Regions from separate parts of the Homo sapiens genome. Here region 2 is linked to region 1. A link is a loop called in an ENCODE intact Hi-C map of the cell type or tissue named here. Cell type or tissue: OCI-LY7. All regions are shown on one strand. Each heading gives the region's core, and the rest is flanking DNA. Links, peaks and the distances in the headings are about the cores only.

Region 1 (9,293 bases), core at 475-8,474:
CATCAAAAACTCTTTCCAGAAGGAGAAGATACTCGGTAATGTCAAATGCTGCTGACAGAGTAAAATAAGATAGAAGGCTTGACCACTGGATTAGGCAATATGGAAGAGCATAGTGACCTAGATAAATGCAGCTTGAGAAGAGTTTTTCTGAGGATGGAGCCATTTTAGAGTAAAGAGAGAAAGGCAAGTGAGAAAGTTGAAGCAGAGATTATAAACAACTATTTTGAGTCTTAAAGGAGTTTTACAAATACAAAAATTGATGAACAGTTTGCAGGCTATTCAGTAAAGATTATTTTGAGATGCAGTTATTTTTGCTTACTTACATAGTAATGGAATGAATGGAATGATGATGGTGTGTGTGTGTGTGTGTGTATGTGTGTGTGTGTGTGAGAGAGAGAGAGAGAGAGAGAAAGACAGAGAGAGAGAGGAAAATAATGATGTTTCAGGAGAGACAGGGGATTATTATAAGAACACAGTTTTTAAGTAGAAGATAGGAAATCAGATCCAATGGTCAAGTATAGGAACTACACTTTGGTAGGAGTATGTACAATACATCCAAAGGAGGAAATATTATTTAGCTACAGATACTTAGGTATTAGTAAATTTGGTAGTGCATATATATGACATATGTCTTTGGATTGTTTTAGTTTTTATTTTTAGTGAAATAAGGGGTAAACTGAGAGTTAAGAATGGAAAAATTTGGAGAATTCTGAGGAGAGAGAAGAATGTGTGAAATAAACATTTCGGAGAATAAGAGAATGAATTGATCAGATGAAGGCAATGTTTGAGAGTCAATTTGAAATGTGTAGTCATAAATTTAAAGTGCCATTGGTCAATATGACAAGTTTTTTTCTAGCCATGTTCAGTTTCATGAGTAAGAAGAGAACAAATGGTAAATTTAGTTTCTCTTCAGTTGTTTATTGTGAGATGTGTAAGATAGAGAGAGAAAAGAGCAAAGAATTTAGGGTCCGTGCAGGCAATGGATTGTGATTAAAATGATGAACCACCATGGAATTCTAGGCTATTTTAACAGGGAGGAAAGGACAAGGTAAGTGACTGCTGATAAACTTATTAGGGCCACTGTATTGTGGATCCCATGGAGTCAAAGAATCATTGGAGTGGAGGTACTTCTGGAAATGGATGGAGAAGACAATAAGTGGTTGTGATTTAACAGGTTTTATGCTATTGGTGATTATAAGTTCTAAGATGTGACCATGGGAGTGGGGTGGGAGAAGTGGCCTGGAGATTAGAAAATCTGACGTAAGGAGTTCTAGGAGCTGAAATACCTGGATGGTTCTTTTATGTGAACATTGCAATTATTAAAAATTATTATAGAAGAAATGTGGAGAAAAAGGCAACAATCCTAGGGTTTATGTCTTTAGTGAGTGAAGGGGGATTGTCTAAGACCATTTGTGCAGATACAACAAAATACCACAGACTGGGTAATTTATAAATCATTATTTATTACTCACAATTTTAGCAGCTAGAAAGTCCAAGATCAAGGCCATAGAAGAGATTGTGTCTGGTGAGGGCTGCTCTCTGCTTCCTTCTTGTTATATCCTCCAGAAGGGATGAACACTATGTCCTCACATGGAGGAAGGGATGGAAAGGGCAAAAGAGAGAGAGACAGTGCTCCTGTACCTCTTTTATAAGGTCATTAATCCCATTCAAGAAAGTTCTGTCCTCATGACTTAATCACTCCCTAAAGGCCCCAGCTCTTAATACTATCATATTGGTGGTTAAGCTTCAACATATGAATTTTGGAGGGGCACATACATGTAAACCATAGCAGGGATAATCAGGAGGATGAAAGATGACTGTGGGAGCAGGGGTAGAGGAGTCTGTAATCTGATGGCCTGTACTTTAGAGTAGCTAAGTGGTTTCATTTGATTTTTTTGAGAAGGCAAAAATAATGATGGGAAATAATAATGAAGGGAAAAATAATAATAGGGTACAGAGGAGCAAAAATGATGCTCTCATTTTCAGCCAGGTTAGCATTAGGATGGGAAGGAATGTTATTGGAGAGATTTAGAAGAGAAGTCATTTGCTGATGGCAGACTATGAGTTCCAAACATTACAATGAAATGTTTCTGCAGTAATGGAGGAGTAAGAAATTAGGCTGGACCAGGAGCTACAGAGAGCCTTATGAAGAGGGGAATCTTGGTCATAAGGGATGACCTGAGGTTTAGAGCTCCTTGTGATGACTGAGACAAGCAGAGATGTAGTCAAGGAAGATATTCAAAATATTTTGCTAACAACCATTATGGCATGGGCCCTCACCAGTCAGAATGGGCACCATTCTGTCATAATGGCCCAGTTATAAACAATTGTTATTTTGCTATCAGTGCTTCCAAACTGAATCCCACTTTTGGATGATGGGGCTGGTTCTCATGGCAGGCTCCTCCTTGGGTTTGTTTTTTAGGGCAGTTTGGTATGGCAAGGCTGAAAATGTGTAGTTGGAGAATATTGGGAGCTCTGTGGACTCCATCTTCAATTCTCCTAGGGCACTCCCAATTATAAATGTCTGTAATATATAGTTGTAATATTTTCTAAAAGAAAAGAACTTGGAGTTCAAAGATATAAAAGCAACCCTTGCTCTGTATTGACTAATTGCTTGAGCTTTAGAAAGTACTGTAACTGTTCTGGGCCTCAGTTCTCTCACCTACAGTATGAATTAGACTGGATTAGAACATTTCTAAGGTCCCCTTTGGTGGCAAGGACTTGAAATACGACTTATAGCTTGCTTATAAACATTTGCTTCATCTACATTTTTCAGCTGAGGTGCTATTTTGATTTTGTCATTTGCACTGAGTCTTTTCAGTCTTTTGATAAATGTTCCCTACATCAAAATGTCCCTAACTTCAAACAAGTTATTTTCAGTCTATTATGTAGTGATTTTCTGATTTGGTAAGGAAAAAGAAACCACGGAATTTCTATTTTCTATCTTAAACTTGTTCAGTCTTTCTTCTACTTACTCTTTCAATACTCCTAAGGGAAAAATAATTTTTTTTAAGTCTTCTGGGAGAATTTTTCATTTTTGCTAGTTGTTACATATTTTCCTGAAAGTTTTTAAAGTACTTAACTGTTAAGTGCATTTAAATTATTCCTAAACTTTTAAAGACTTTTTTAAAAGTTAAAGATTGCCTCCTTTGTGGTTAAAATTAAAAACAAGAAACAAGGGACCCTGAAAAAGAACTCATGCTATGTCACTTGTTTAGACAGTTTCAAGGCCACTGAGACTGTTACTAAAACTTCATCTTTTCTTAATGCTGTTCATCTTGCTGCTTCTTTTTTATTCTATGAAAAAAATATTTTTAAACAAATTGTCAGGAACTTTTGGATGCTAGACACAGAAGCGACTTAAATGGATTGTGTTAGTTACCCATTACTATGTCCCTGGTTGCTCTGAAACTGAGCTTCTTAAAAGGACCCACACTTTTTAATCTCAAGGTCTCTCTGGGTCAGGAATCTGAGCACAGTTTAGCTTGGCTCTCTATTTCATGGTCGCTCACAAGGTTATAGTCATGCTGTCAGCCAGGTGTCAGCAGTGTCATCTGGCGGCTAGAATGGTAAATGATCCACTACCTAAATCATTCAGTGGTTACTGGTAACATTCAGTTCCTTGGGCCACTGTTGGACCAAGTGTCTTAGTGAAATTGGGGAGCTCCCTGACTCCTTTGTGAGCAGGAACTGGAGAGGCTCATTTCACTCAGCCTGCCTCTGGCCACTCCTCACAGGAGGAAGCATGCAAATTAAGCGAGTGCAGAAACTGGAGCGAAGGAAAGCTGGAACGGCTGGCCACTTCTCTCTGGTGGGAGCAGGCCCTGTGCTGGCCCCACAGGATTGTCCAAATGTATTACAATGCTCTTTTAGCAGTTGCTGTCCACTGACGGCTAAGTGTTAACCAGAGCAGTGTAGAGTCAGGGCGAGAGCCTTTTACAGCCTGCCATCTTGGTACCCAGGTCCTTGTTCAGTGTCCAGGAAGAATCAGGTCTTGAAGGATGGTGAATGCGGAGGTTTTATTGAGTTATAAAGGTGGTTCTCATCTGAGATGGAAGCTGCCTCTGTCTGCTTTAAATTAGTTATCTTTATAGCCAGAATAAACAAATAACTCAGTTTTCTACTTTTCTAGTTTTTATGAGCTAAGTAGTTTAATAGACTGCCCAAAGGCAGTCTTATCTGCACCTATCTATAGCATGAAAGAAAAAGCTCAGTCTTTAAATTCAGGCAGATCTAGATTTGAAACTTCACCCTGATTAAATGACATTACCTATTCTCTCTGAGTTTTAGTTTCCTCATTTACAAAAATGTGACAACATCTTTCACACAGGGTGGTTATGAGCAATAAAACAATTACAGGAAAAGGTGCAATGCATGGCACGTAGTAGCAGTAAAATCAATTATGATTTTTACTACTATAATATTTATAATTTAATATTAATATATTTGTATTAATGATAGTAGTAATAATTATCACTCTTTTTACTTTCTCATTATGTTTTTTCCAAAAAATATGATTTCCTAAAAGCACAATAATACGTTATTTCATTATTTATAATTGTAACAATTGTATTTGTTTGTAGGATCAGGTATTCAAAAATATTTTTCCACTTTCTCCTGTGATTCATTTTGTGTGTCTGTTGCAATCTTATCAGCCAGAATGTAAATTTTGTAAAGCGTGCTAGACTGAATTTAATTGTTAGACATGACTCATTCTTTTCATAAAGACAATACAAATTTTCTTGCAAGATATTGACAGTGTAACTTGGTGAATCATATCGGATTAAATATTTTATTAATATTTAGTGATCACTAGCAATATTGTGTTAATATTTTATTAATATTTAGTAATTACTCTCCATGTGCTGTTTTATTGAGTTATAAAGATGGTTCTCAGTGGGATGGGGAGCTGGAAAGGGGATGGAGTGGGAAGATAATCTCCAACCATCTAGCTGCCTCTTCGACGTTCAGATGCTTCTTCTCTTCTCTCCTCTGCCGTGCCACTCTGTTCCTCTGCCAGTGGAGTTTGGGGTTTATATGGGCACAGGATAGCAGGGAGGGGTTGGCCACAAAGCAACATTCAGGTGCAAAAACAGGAATGCCTGTTCTCATTTAGGGTCATGGGTCCAGGCTTGAGGGTGGACCCCTCACCAGGGACCCTGCTCTCCTGCTTCCTGTCTGTATCATTAGTTCCTCCCTTGTATTGACCAAAGGTCATCTGAGTTCCTCACCAGGCATCTCACCCTTGTGGCAGCTGCTTTTTCACAGTATGCAAGCCAAGATGGCAATTGAGAGAGCATGCTAGTAAGACAGAAGTCACAGCCTTTTGTAACTAATCATGGTGTTGACATCTTATTCCTTTTGACTTATTCTATTCTTTAAAAGCAAATTATTAACCCATATTCAAGAGGAAGGATTACACAAAGGCATGAATTCTAGAAAGTTGGATTATTGATGGTCATTTTAAAAGTCATCTGCCACACAGATTCATCCACATAATTGAAAAGGTGAGGTATAACTTGTCTTCAAGCACAAATGGATCCAGAAACTTAAAAGTTGCCATCAAATGTCAGTTTCTTTCCATCACCTTTACTCCAGTTAGTTTGATTCTTAGGTGAGTTATCCTTTCACAGTAGCCCATAATGGCTCCAGATGTCTATCCCACTTGTTCAGCAATTCAGTGGAAAGTGAGTGTTTCTTTCCTATCAGTTCCAGCAGAAGTATTGGGGTTACAACCACTGATCCTGTTTGAGTCCCATGATCATTCTTTAATCAATCATGTGACTTTTATTGGCCATTCCAGGCCATGTCCCTTTTCCTGAAGGAGAAGGGACATCCCCATCTAAACAGCATGGGGTGAGACATCCATGTTGTCACATCCATGCTGTCCCATGTTTAGTGAGACATCCCTACCTAAACAGCATGGACTGAGAGTTGTGGAGAAGTACTGCCTCAGAGAATATTAGGATGCTGATCTCAAAATAAGTGGCAAAGGATTATGGCCATAAACAAAACAACAACAAATAAGTCAGGCTGTTCTACTTTAACAGAGATGGATCTAAATGCAACATGAAAGGCACACTCCTGTTTGGGGCTCTGCTGCTGAATGGTAGTTCAAGGACTCTGGACATACCATCATTGTCACACCGGAATAAACCAGACACCTCCATGACTGAGTGCATATAATGTGTGAGACATTGTACTGGGAACTTGTATGTCTTCTCATAGAATACTTGCAGCAACTTTATAAAGTTGGAATTGTTTCATCTTTACAGAGAAGGGAGTATGTTTTGACATTTGAATTCAAATCAAAGCCATACTGACCCCAAAATAGTGTTATCATGATACCATAATACATGCCAGAGTATACAAATATTTTTATCCTGTTCTATTTTACACTTATAAAAATGAGAAACTTGTATTTATATTTTTTGCTTTGTTTTATCAAATCATACTTTATTAAAGTGTGACTTGATATCTTGCATAATTTATAGTTTAGCAATCAAATAGTTTATGGAAATAAACTTGCCTAATAGGATTTGAGGCACCAAAGTACATGTAGGTACTATGTTTTAAAAAACTAGAATAAAAAATGGAAAAATAGAGTCAGGGAAAATGAGGAAGCAAAATCTTTAAACAATGCTGGAACTGGATTTGATCTTACCAAAGAACCGTCTTTCATTTCTGTTTTTCTGGGCGTCTTTATAGTTTTTTAGTGTGCCCCCTTAATATGGAAAATATGGGAAAATTAGTAAAGAAGAATAAATATAGTTGCACTTGATAACACATAGTAAGTACCAAATAAATGACTAATTGCAGAACAGAAAATATAATTCCATATGACAATTGTTTTTATCTTTTTGAACCTCAGTTTTTCCATCTATACAGATAGTGATAATCATTCAGGTTGTTTAAAGAATAGGAATAATGTATAAAAAGCAAAGTGTGTAATATGTAATGTCTGCTCGATAAGGTTTTTATGCTGTTATCCAAACAAATTAAAATATTGCCCTACATAGACTCACAAAGTAATCAATCTATTCAAATAAAGAACTTCAATAAGCCTAGTTTGACTTCATAATTTTTTAATGTTACAAACTATTATTTTTAGGGAAGGAGTAAAAGTACGAGAACTGAGTATGTAAAAGCCATGTGACTCCCTAAATGCCAAGAATGTTCTCTTACATGGCACATCTTCCCGGGTACCATAAACTCTTCTTGGGTGACTGAGTAGAGCAAGACTCTGGGAAGACAGTAATTTTCAAGACATTTTATCTGGCTCTTCTATACTCTTAAGTTTTCATTATTATTTGGGTGACTCTTAATGGACTGTTACTCATTTTTTAGATATTTCTGAATTTACACATAATATTGGTGGTAATTGTCTGAAGATTTTTGGAACATTCTCAATATTTGTAATCAAAGTTGTTAATGTTTTGTTTGCCCAAGGGAATTCTTCATCTTTTGGGTCTTCAAAGGAGTCAGAGGCAGTCTCCCATATGAAAGATGAAAGCTGCAGCTACCTGCTTTACAGGATTCCTGTGGAACTATGGTGCAGGCATGCAATCCAGGCCACTATGGGAATATTGAGCAAAATTTGAAGGAAAAGAGAAATTTGTCCACGAACAGATCTGGGGGGACAAGCATTCCAGAAAGCAGGAAGAACATCTCCAAAGGCCCCAGGGTACAGGTGCTTGTGTATTTAAGGAATAGCAAGCCATTCAGTCTGGCAGGAGTGTTTTGAGCAAAGGGCCGGGTAGGAGATTTACAAACATATGCTATACACATTATCCCAAGAACCCTTTAGAACAGAAGAAATTGGGACCAAGAGAGGTTAAGTGATTTGCCCAAGATTTCACAATAAGTAGCAAAACCAAAAGACAGAGTCTCCTCTTCATACCGTAAGTCCTGTGTTTTTACCATAATGCCATTGTGTATTCTCCTTGAAACTGCCTTAATATTTTCTTCATAACTTCCTTGCGTATTTTTTGTTAAAGCAATCAGAAGGCAGGAATCATGCCTTCTCAGGTTGGATTTTATGTAGCACAAAGTTCCAGTAGACGTTTTCTAAATACTTTTGATGAATCATTGTAGCAGTAGGCTTATCTTTCTCCTTTATTTATCCTGGTAGACTTGGCTGAGACTCCTAATTGAGCAGAAATATTTTAGTGTAGATGTATTTGATTGTCTAGCTGTTTAGCAAATACACTTTATACCTATATTATATTATTTATCTTAAAACCATTTAAAAATTTTACATGGAATCTAAAATTGCTTGTATATTCAAAACGTTCAACTAAGGAAACAACAGTTAAAATCACATTTAATAGTTGAAATCATTCATAGCATACTGGCACATAGACACAGACACACCCACACTCACACATATGTGCACACACACACACACACAAAGCCAGAACTAAATGAGTGTTCAAGCCACAAATATTTTTAAAATCCCTAATGAAGAATTAAATGGGTATTTATTGACAATAGAGCAGTAAAACAGGTGATTTAATTTGTGTTATTTAAAAAATGTAATTATTAAATATTAATGACATATTATACTTTAAAAGACTTAACTACTCATACCAAAATCATATGGTGAAGATAAAGTGCAGACAAAGAGTCTGGGTTCCCACAGCAACCGACCCCCAAATGACCTGCTAATAAATGCCAGATCCTCATCTTGTAAAACTCCTATGGGGGAATAATAAAGGATGAACATTTGGTCCAACATTTATTTTTATAAAACAAGCACCTTTAGTTTTCCTTCAAGAGAATCATTTTCCTGCTCTATAAAAGTCTTTGGCCCTTTATGAAAATGTGTACCTCATGTCACGCAGCTAGAGTCATAAATTTGGGCAGTTACACACGGAAGTTCAGACATCCGGTCCAGCCAATATAGACGATTCAAATTCAAGTTGATTTTTACTATAACATTTTCCTAATTCCTAGTACATTTACCAGCTAATTATATAATTGTTCATTTTTCTTGGACCATAGCTTTGATTGGGAAATTTTAGGGAATAAATATATGTAGATTCAAAACAGAAATACAGTGGATATAATCAGCTATGTTATTAGTAAATACTCGAGGCCAGAGATTCCCAAACTTTTTAAAATCTGAGCAACTACAGAACAGATACTCACAGCACACTGAAAAGAATAATAAGGTTGTGACAAATGCAGATAGAAAAGGCACTGAGAGGCGAAACGAAACTAAGAGGTCAGGAATAGGTGTTTCAAAAGATACCTACAAAACTCCACACCTTTACAGTTCTTCCTTAACAAAA
Region 2 (9,293 bases), core at 367-8,366, 260 kb before region 1:
AAAAAAAAAAAAAAAAAAAAAAAAAAGAAAAAAAAAGAAAAAAAGGCACCTGATGGAATCAGCAGAAATCATATAACACAGGCTCAGAGTGACAAACAGATTGTCCAAATCCCCTGTGGAAGTGTCTGAGTTGTATCTGAACTTGCTGTCTTCTTAAAAATTACATGAAGTGCTGGTTTCTGTTAGCTTCTTGGTATGGTTTGAGAGAGCACTGGCTTTGGAATCAGAGAAACATTGAGTTTAAATCCTGTCTAGGCCATCTATTTACATAAAAATTCCTCCACCTCTTCATCCATAAAGGACTGGTAAGAACGTTTGCCTTAGATGCTCTCATTAGAAGGATTATATGAGATAGACCATATCAAGTAACAAGCACAGTGATTGGCTCAGGGTAAATGCCCAATAATAATTGTCACCAACAAGAACATTTGAAACAATACCTAGGAAATATTTGAACATAGGAAGTCCTTTGGCCTACTTTGCTTTTGGTGCTTGTCTTTTCCTGTTTTCTGTTTCTTATCTTTATTTTTTCTTAACTTGAGATACAAATGTGTAGCTTTCTCAAGTTCTCAAGACTCTATCCTAGTCTCTAATGCTTGTCATACTTCCTAAAATGGAGGAAATGATGAAATGATGAAAATGTTTTTGTCTAACAAATAAGGAAGGCTCAACAGATGGTATACTTGAGATGACCTCTTCATAAAAAGAAATCCATCCGACGTATCCCCCAAACGAGAGTACTGCTTTAGAACAGTCCTCTGGGAGGCCATACACATATTCTCAATGTTGTTACCTTTGTTTACAACTTTTTAAAAACATTCCCCTTTTGTAACTGCTTTCAGAATCTTTTCAATGTCCAATGATGATAAATTTTTGTGCTGTGAAGGTGCATTTAATTTTGAGAAGTAGCCAAAAGTCCATGAAAGCAAAACTGATCAGTATAAAGTGTGAGCTATTTGGGTAGCACTGTTTTTATGCAAAAATGAGATGTAATTTGTAAAAGATCAATACGATTTCCTTGCATGGGTTTTAAACGTTTCAGAGGGGAAGTCCAGTGATATTTGAAATAAATTCAGTATTTCTAGAATCGATACTGGTTTCTAAAATTACTCCTTTGAAGGACATCTATTTTGACTGTTTAAATCCCTTTGTGTCTGGTTAAAATGTACACACACAGAGTCAGCATTCATCACTTTATGTCACTCCTAATAGAACCAGAGATGGTGACATTTCTCACATCTGTAATACACCAAGTAATAAAAAATGTGTGAAAAATTTAGCAATTAGAAATGCTTGCTATGGAGTGGATCAAACTTCTTATTTTCATCAGCTCGAGATGTGCATTTTATATGTTGTGTGACAAAGTAATTATGGCCTTATGGAAACCTCTTGGTCATAAAGCTGGTTAACAATACTTGCAAGGCGTGTGAAGGTAGACGGTGTTGAATACAGCAAACTTCTGTTCTGGGTATCCTATTAACAGAACCCTCTGTTAAACTAAATTTTTTGGTAGTGCAATGAAAACCTCCTACAATTACATTGACCACAAGGTTGTACAAGATAGTAAAATACTTTATGAACGAACAAAAGAAAAAAAAAGTGCCTTTTTTTTTTTTTTTTTTTTGAGATGGAGTCTTGCTCTGTCATCCAGACTGAAGTACAGTGGTGCCATCTCAGGTCACTGCAACCACTGCCTCCCAAGTTCAAGCAATTCCCCTGTCTCAGCCTCCCATGTAGCTGTGATTACAGGCACTCACCACCACACCCAGCTAATTTTTGTATTTTTAGTAAGCCAATTTCTCCATATGCCAGGCTGGTCTCAAACTGCTGACCTGAAGTGATCTGCTCGCTTCTGCCTTTCAAAGGGTTGGGATTACAGGCGTGAGCCACCACACCTGGCCAAAATGATGTTCTTTACAGTTGTGGTGTTGAATATATTTTATTATAATTATATTCTTTCAAAATTGCTAATTCATGTTGAAGATTCATGCACAGTATGTCCAGCAAATTACTATCATGGCACATGTTTGGTGAACCATCCCATCCCACCAGGCAACAATAAAGGACCAAGAACATTGTCTCAAAGTCTCCAGTTGGCATATAGTTCTCCCCTTCTCTCCCATCACTTAACCAATTTCTGAGCCACTATGATGTGGTAGGTGTGTTCCTTATGTGAAACATATAAGATGTCGCACGTCTTTGTAACAACACTTTAAAGGTGAAGAAACTGAGCTGCAGAAAGTGTGGATCCTTCGCCTAAAGCCTCCTGCCACCTAAGCAATAGGGCAAGGACTTGAAGTCAGCTGGGTGTGGATACAAATCCAGACTTTACCAAAAGGCCCTGGTAACTCAAACTGGGTTGAGCAACAGTCGTGAGCTGAACTCTGGAAAGGTTACAGAACAAGAGGAAGAAGTTTCAGTATTATGTAACCAATTGGCAAGTTTCGTGATTGTTAGTGATGCATTTTGTGGACTCAAAATCCCCTCCCCCTCGCTCTTACAGGTTGCATTAGCCATGTGCTTTCAGGCAGCCTTAACTCTGGCTTTCTTCAGAGTTGACATCATTAACCCACTCTATTAGGGTAAGCAGGGAAAGGCAAAATAACAAACTTAAAAAGATATTACCTCAATTGTTTATCCCCAAATGCTATATAATTCATGCTAACACACTCAAATATTACAATGTTTTTCTTGACAACTTCCTTTAAACAATGAGAAGAATTCCTTCTGTGTTTTTCACTTATGTGAACTATAATGTTCTTCTGTGGGTGAGTTTGTCTACAAGCAAAGAATTTGAGATGGTTTGGAAAAGTACTTGTTTTCTTCATTTACTTTCACATGTGAAAAACTCAACTGACAATTTAAGTGGGGATTTTTTAAAACTCTGAAAATTGGTGTTTAATTTGAGCATCTCACCAGCTTCCTCTGTTTGTTGTCATTCCTAATAATCTAGTATCCCATTACAATGAAAAATTAAGGGTTGCCTCATCACAAAAGACTAATGAGTAATAATACACATGATTAATTGGTCATTCTCAGTATAGCTGAGAATAAAGAATGAATGACATTATTGATTATAGGACCATGTGTTTCTTTCCATATATTATTTACAATTCAGGCCTTTGAAATGACCATATATTTATCTTCTTAAAAAGTGATAAAATAGGCTAACAAAGAGGACAGGGCTTGGACATAACCAACGTAAGTAGGTAACTGTGAGGAAGATTGCATTTTAGGAGGTGAAGCAGGAACCCCTAGTCATCAACACTTGGTTGAGTTTATGAGGGAAAAATAAACACAATGCTTAGTTACCTAGACGATAAACATTCTCAACTTTTTAAAATAATATCAAAATCCCTGGCTGGGGACGGTGGCTCACGCCTTTAATAACAACACTTTGGGAGGCCAAGGTGGGCGGATCACCTGAGGTCAGGAGTTTGAGACCATGGTTTCACCATGGCCAACATGGTGAAACCCTGTCTCTACTAAAAATACAAAAATTAGCCAGGCGTGGTGGTTCACGTCTGTAATCCCAGCTACTCGGGAGGCTGAGGCAGGAGAATCGCTTGAGCCCAGGAGGCGGAGGTTGTAGTGAGCTGAGATCATGTCACTGCACTCCAGGCTGGGTGACAGAACCAGAATCCGTCTCAAAAGAAAAATAAAAAAATCAAAATCCTTGAATTTATCTAGGGCAGAGATAATTCCTAAGCCAGAAGTTATGGTCAATAAGATGTAAGCAAAAATTGTTTAGAGAGCTGAGGAAATACCATAAAAGGGTAACAGTCAGCTAGGACCTTTTCACACGCACTTTCTTTCCTACCTGGATGTGGACATGATGACAGCACTCATGTTAGACCAGGGCGCAAACTTGAGGATGAAAGTTGTGCTTTAAGGATAAAGAGGCAGAAAAATGGAAGGAGCTTGTATCCCTGATGACCATAGAGATCCTAAAACCCTGGATTGCTTATCACTAGATTTCCGTTAATGTGCGAGAAACCCACTTATTTAAGTCATTCTTATGTCAAGTCTCTGTTACTAACAAACACAAATTCCTAATGGATACCTGGAGTAAAATACTCACCGCTGTCTATATTTAAAAAGCAATGGGTCCTGTTGGTCTTAAGCTTTGATCTTCGACGAAGTGCAGAATCCCCTGGGAGAAATAACATATCGAGTTTAAGGTCATTTCTGCAGAGCAGGTTTTGCAAAAAAAAGTGCAAAAGTAGAAGACTTCAGAGTGAAGAAAGGGTTTCAGAGCGGGCATGGAGGGCGCATCCCATAAACAACTAAAAAGATAATTAAATATCAGCTTATTTTAATATATATGGTGGAGTGATAAAGAGACTTTACACTGAGATTTTCAGAAGATTCCAAAGCGACTGGAAAAAAAAAAAAGTGTTTCACCTTGGTAGGGGCAACCTGTGCTAAGCCAAGAGGAAAGCAATGAGGTCCTGTTCATCTGACATGTGTCTTCCTTGAATTTTATAGTCATATTTTCCCCCCAGCAATGGAGAATGACTAGGCAAGAAGGCTCCACGTGGGGGCACCTTCTTATCACCAGATATTCAGCCCCTCCCTGTCACATCCTTAAATTTTACTATGTTATTCTTACATTGATCAGCCCCTGCTGGTTTTAAGAGTCAGGGATTTTTCCAAAAATATTTTAATACCTTTCACTCTTCTTTCTCTTTGAGGTTTCAGCCATTATAACTCAGCTATTTCTTGGCTCATAAACTTGGCAAGGCTTTCTAGAAAAAAAGAAGTCATCTCACTGGCAGGGAGGTTTCTCATATGCTGACAGTTTAGCTTATATGAAATTGCTGAGTAATAGGAAGGATCAAATAAGGATTGTAAGGGGAACAGGAAGTGCAATGCCCTCCTTAAATGAATCCCAGAGACTGATTTTGCTTATCTAAGAAGATGAAGGGCCTTTCTTTTGAAGCAGCCTTCATTGACCTCTTGCTAAAACTGTTTATTCAATGTGACTTCTCCACTGGATGGAGAGTGGTCTTGTCTTCTTCCCCAAACCTTTCTGTAAGTACCATTTCAAACATAATTCTGTACAGTCCTGTTGTGAGCTGCCTTCCCTAACCCCTCTGCTAAAGAACACAGCTGCAGGCTCAGGACCGCTTAGGAAGCCTCACACTCAAGCAGCCCTTCATCTCAAAACAAATCTCTTAAAAATATTCCTTGGAGCGCATCTTTGTAGAAAGAGCGCATCTTTCTATTTGTGACATCTCATAAAGACCGAAAAGAGGAAGCTTTGTGTATCTCCAAAGAGTGCCCATCTTCATCTCTGTGTCTGAAGCACATGGAAGCTATTAATTAGCTGAGTCCTTGAGTACACAATGCAGGAGACATCTGCCCTCGTTTTCTCGATGCTAAATCCCTTTTCCATGCTTACTATAACTAAAAAAATCACAGGAAGTAAAAACTGTTCAAATTAAAAACATTTTCTTTCACACAACATCCTGTCCTGCTTAACAGTGCCATAATTCTACTGTACTGTAAACAATTAGATAGGGATATTGTAAAATTAGCTCCAATTTGCATAATAATGCTTTACTGTTATAATTTAGTGACTGCATTTGCACAAATTTAATAACAATTCAGCTTACATTTTTTGTTTTAATATATTTTATACAAATAATGTCGTATTTATAGATTACTAGGTTCCCCAAAGCAAGCCAGATGAAGACATTGCATTTTTTGCAAGTTTAATATACCACATGATATGATAATTCTAGCCTTCTTAAATTAAAGGTCACCTCCTTTCCTGATTCTGGCTTTTTCCCCTTGTTTAAGGAAAAAAGTTTTTGAGACTCCTAATGACTTGGAGCAAAGAAAATTATACCCATTATATATCTGATGACATCTAAACCAGCTTAAAGTATTTTAAATGTAACTTTCCCCATTTTGTTTTCAAGGAACTATGGGATTTAATCCCCAAAACATTTTTAAAATCAGATTTCAAGTTTGAAATCAATCACATTTGGATTCTGAGCTGGTGGAGCAAATTGCATTAAAAGGTATTTTTATTGTATTTATTGTCACAGATGTTAATTCAACGGATCTAACCATTATTGTCTTTTGGATTTATAGCATAATTCCACCTAATAGAAATTGAATTGCCACATAAGCTCTACTCTTATCTGAGACTTTGTGCTCTCAGGGCCACTGGGTCAATGATGAAATCATTGCAAGTCCTGAATCAATGCTTTCCTTGAGGAAAATTTTAGTGATCATTGTTATAACAGGGCATCTCTTCTTCACAAATGAGACCAACAGTAGTTAACTTGTAAAAGTATTAGAAGGGTTATTAGTACATAGGGGTAAGTGACTTAGTTTTTCAAGGTAGTTGGTTAACTATTAAAAAGACTTTCTGACATTATTGGTTGTTAAACATGGGTTATTAAGAAAAACTATACAAAGATACAAAGACATATTCTTGGTGGTGCTTCAGGAATCCTTGATCCTGTTCAGAGCTGCTCTGTACAGCAGTGCGGGTTACTGGCTAAGGGAAGGACAAAATGGGAACTGAAGTTCAGCCTGCACTTCACTTGCCAACCAGGAGCTGCATAAGCCCAAAAGACGAAGTGTCTTTTCCACTTTGCACAAGGGTGATCCATGGGCTCATGGCAGTCCTTAGTCCTTATTCTGACTCTACAGGTTGGTATAAATGTGATTTAGCTTAACAAAAGAACTACTTTCTAGGTTCCCTCCATAGCACAATTCCGTAATTTCAAATAAAGGCCTTATGGGGTATCAAGTAGAATCATTTAACACAGAATGGTAATCTCACAATATTTATAGTAAAGGGAATTGTGGAAACCATTTGTAATATTATCCAAGTCAATCTTGTTTCAATGTACATTTCTATCTCCTTTCTTACTCACAGTTTCTTTGATAGCTTGTGATTATATCTGTACCTGAAAAGTGGTGGATCAATATGAACAATTGATCACAATAATTGGACCCGAATCTCATTCCCATACCACCTCCACCTGGTTCTAAGTAACAGCAGTTTTTCTGTTATTTTATTTTGTCTCAACTCTTAGATAAGTACTTCAATGGTACACTTTGGTTTTCCAAATAATCAGCCTATCCTTCAATCTTGCCCTCTCTGAGTGAGGTTAGTTAACATGGACCAAACTGCTTCATTCATAGATTTGTCTAAAGGATTTATCGATAAAAAATTGGTCCAGAGAAATTCTGCACTTTTTAAGAATCTGCTTGTACAATTATTTGCTATGTGAAACCTTTATTTCCATGTATTCTGGTTTATTTAAAGGCATCTGGCAAATTTAAATGAGCAGATAGAAGCACATGACAAATAAGTAGTTAATATAGATTTCAAGCCACAGAGGAAAAAAAAAAGGAGATAAGGTGATACAAAAGTATACATGGTTTAGAACATAAATTTTTATTTTATATGTGAGTCTTGCACATAGCTATTTCACTAGTGGTCTGGAAAATATATTTGAATTAAGCTCCTATCTCTGACACATTTTTCTGTAATCAGCTTTGCAGTTTGCAAAACTTTCTCTTGAAGATTACTTCGTATTAGCCTCTCCAGGCCTCCATATATAAACCCTTCGAGTGCAACTAAACATACTGTGCAGAAAGAACAAAGCATATGAATTTAGGTGCATGTATTATAAATACAATATTATGTGTAAAAGATATCACTGAGGTTCTCCTTCAATTAAGCCTAGAATGCTAGCTGAATTTCTATTCTGAATTTTTTCTAATGAGCATTGATCAGTAGTTTTTCTTTTTAATAGTAATACCCCATGAAGAGGCAGCTCTAGCTGAAAGCCCTGTAGGACTGATTTGAGGAGAAAATATAACTTTATGAGTGAATGCTTAAAAACTAGGCTTTTCTTCTATTACTGTTATACAGTATTAAAATTTTAAGTACCCATACAAAACAAGAAAGACTACATTCACTAATCTTCTAGGCCAGAGAATAAGAGATCTCATGTGCTTTTGCAGAAGCCTAGATAATAATTCTCAAACTTCAGTCCTAGAATTTCACAGTTTTATTTTAAAAATTTGTATAATCCCTGTATGATTTGCTTATATTTTTCCTTTTTGAAATGGCTCATGTTTTCAAAAAATAACTTAAACGTAATATTTTTAATAAAGAAAATGTGTTACTATTATAAAGGGACAGGTCACTGCACTTGCCCTGAGATAACTATAAAAATAAACATAATGAAAATAAACCAATCTTAGTAAATTCTAGCTAGGCAGTTTTGCTTTTCAGATGCTCTGACCCCTAGCCTTTCTCTTTGGTAAAAAGAGAAAGAGAGAGACGGAGAGAGGAGTTTGGTGAGGACATTTAAGCACCACCTGAGATTTTCTAAAGCCTGAAAGACCTTTGAGAGGAAATACATTCTTCATATGGAATTCAAAGTTATTTAATGTCAGGGCTCTCTAGCACTTAGAATCCTCTCTAATGGTAGTAGGAACATGGGTCCCAAACTCTTGGAAACAGTAAATCGAGGTTGGTACCATCACTGGCTGCTTTTCTGCACACTTCTGACTCAAACTCTTTCCACCTTTTACCATGGGTACTTAACGGAATGGCCTTGAAAGTGAAGAATCAAAAAATAATTACTCAACCTATTTATTTACTTGCTCGGCAGACATATAGGAAGTATGAACAAAGGGAAGCACCTTGCTAGCTGATACGATTGCAGAGATTCAGTCCTAGTCATTTAAGGGCCTAATCTAGTGGAGGACTCCTTCTTACCTAACATTTTAAGATTATAATTTTCAGAAGAAGAAGAAAAAAGAGAAACAAATTTGCATATCCTGAAATTGTTTTGTTAGGCATTTCTTCTTTCTAAAATATATATATATAAAATAATATATATTTATATGTATAAATATAAACACATAAATAAAATATATATTTATATTTTATATATTATGTAATATATAACATTAATGTATTATATATTATGTAATATATAACATTAATGTATTATATATTATGTAATATATAACATTAATGTATTATATATTATGTAATATATAACATTAATGTATTATATATTATGTAATATATCATAATTTATATAATATATATAACATAAATAAAAATGTTTATCTCAGATGATCACTCACAATTCTTAATTATGGTTATCCTATTCTCACATAGCTATTAGAAATTCTTTCTGAAATGTGTTAACTGCTAATATATGGAACTACCCTCATAGTCTGAATGGAAGAAAAAAAGCTGTCATATAAGTCTATGATACCAAAGCAATAACCCAACACTTTGG

Evidence for each region. A loop is a pair of places that touch in the nucleus more often than their neighbours do. Peaks named below come from ENCODE experiments on the same cell type or tissue, not always from the same donor. Only the 100,000 strongest peaks of a DNase experiment are listed, where the experiment ranks them.
Region 2: it touches region 1 in a loop (4-fold over the local background); 4 of 110 quality-filtered maps call a loop at or near these places.

The regions. Positions count from the first base shown.
Region 1 is chr5:107,099,113-107,108,405 of GRCh38, reverse strand. No RefSeq gene overlaps it. Among named protein-coding and RNA genes, the nearest start is that of LINC01950, 93 kb to the right of the region's middle. In OCI-LY7, for the core only: a CTCF peak has its summit at 3,550 (motif pointing left); a DNase peak (open chromatin) is centred at 3,525.
Region 2 is chr5:107,355,283-107,364,575 of GRCh38, reverse strand. No RefSeq gene overlaps it. Among named protein-coding and RNA genes, the nearest start is that of EFNA5, 310 kb to the left of the region's middle. In OCI-LY7, for the core only: a CTCF peak has its summit at 4,545; DNase peaks (open chromatin) are centred at 4,535 and 5,265; H3K27ac peaks cover 788 bases.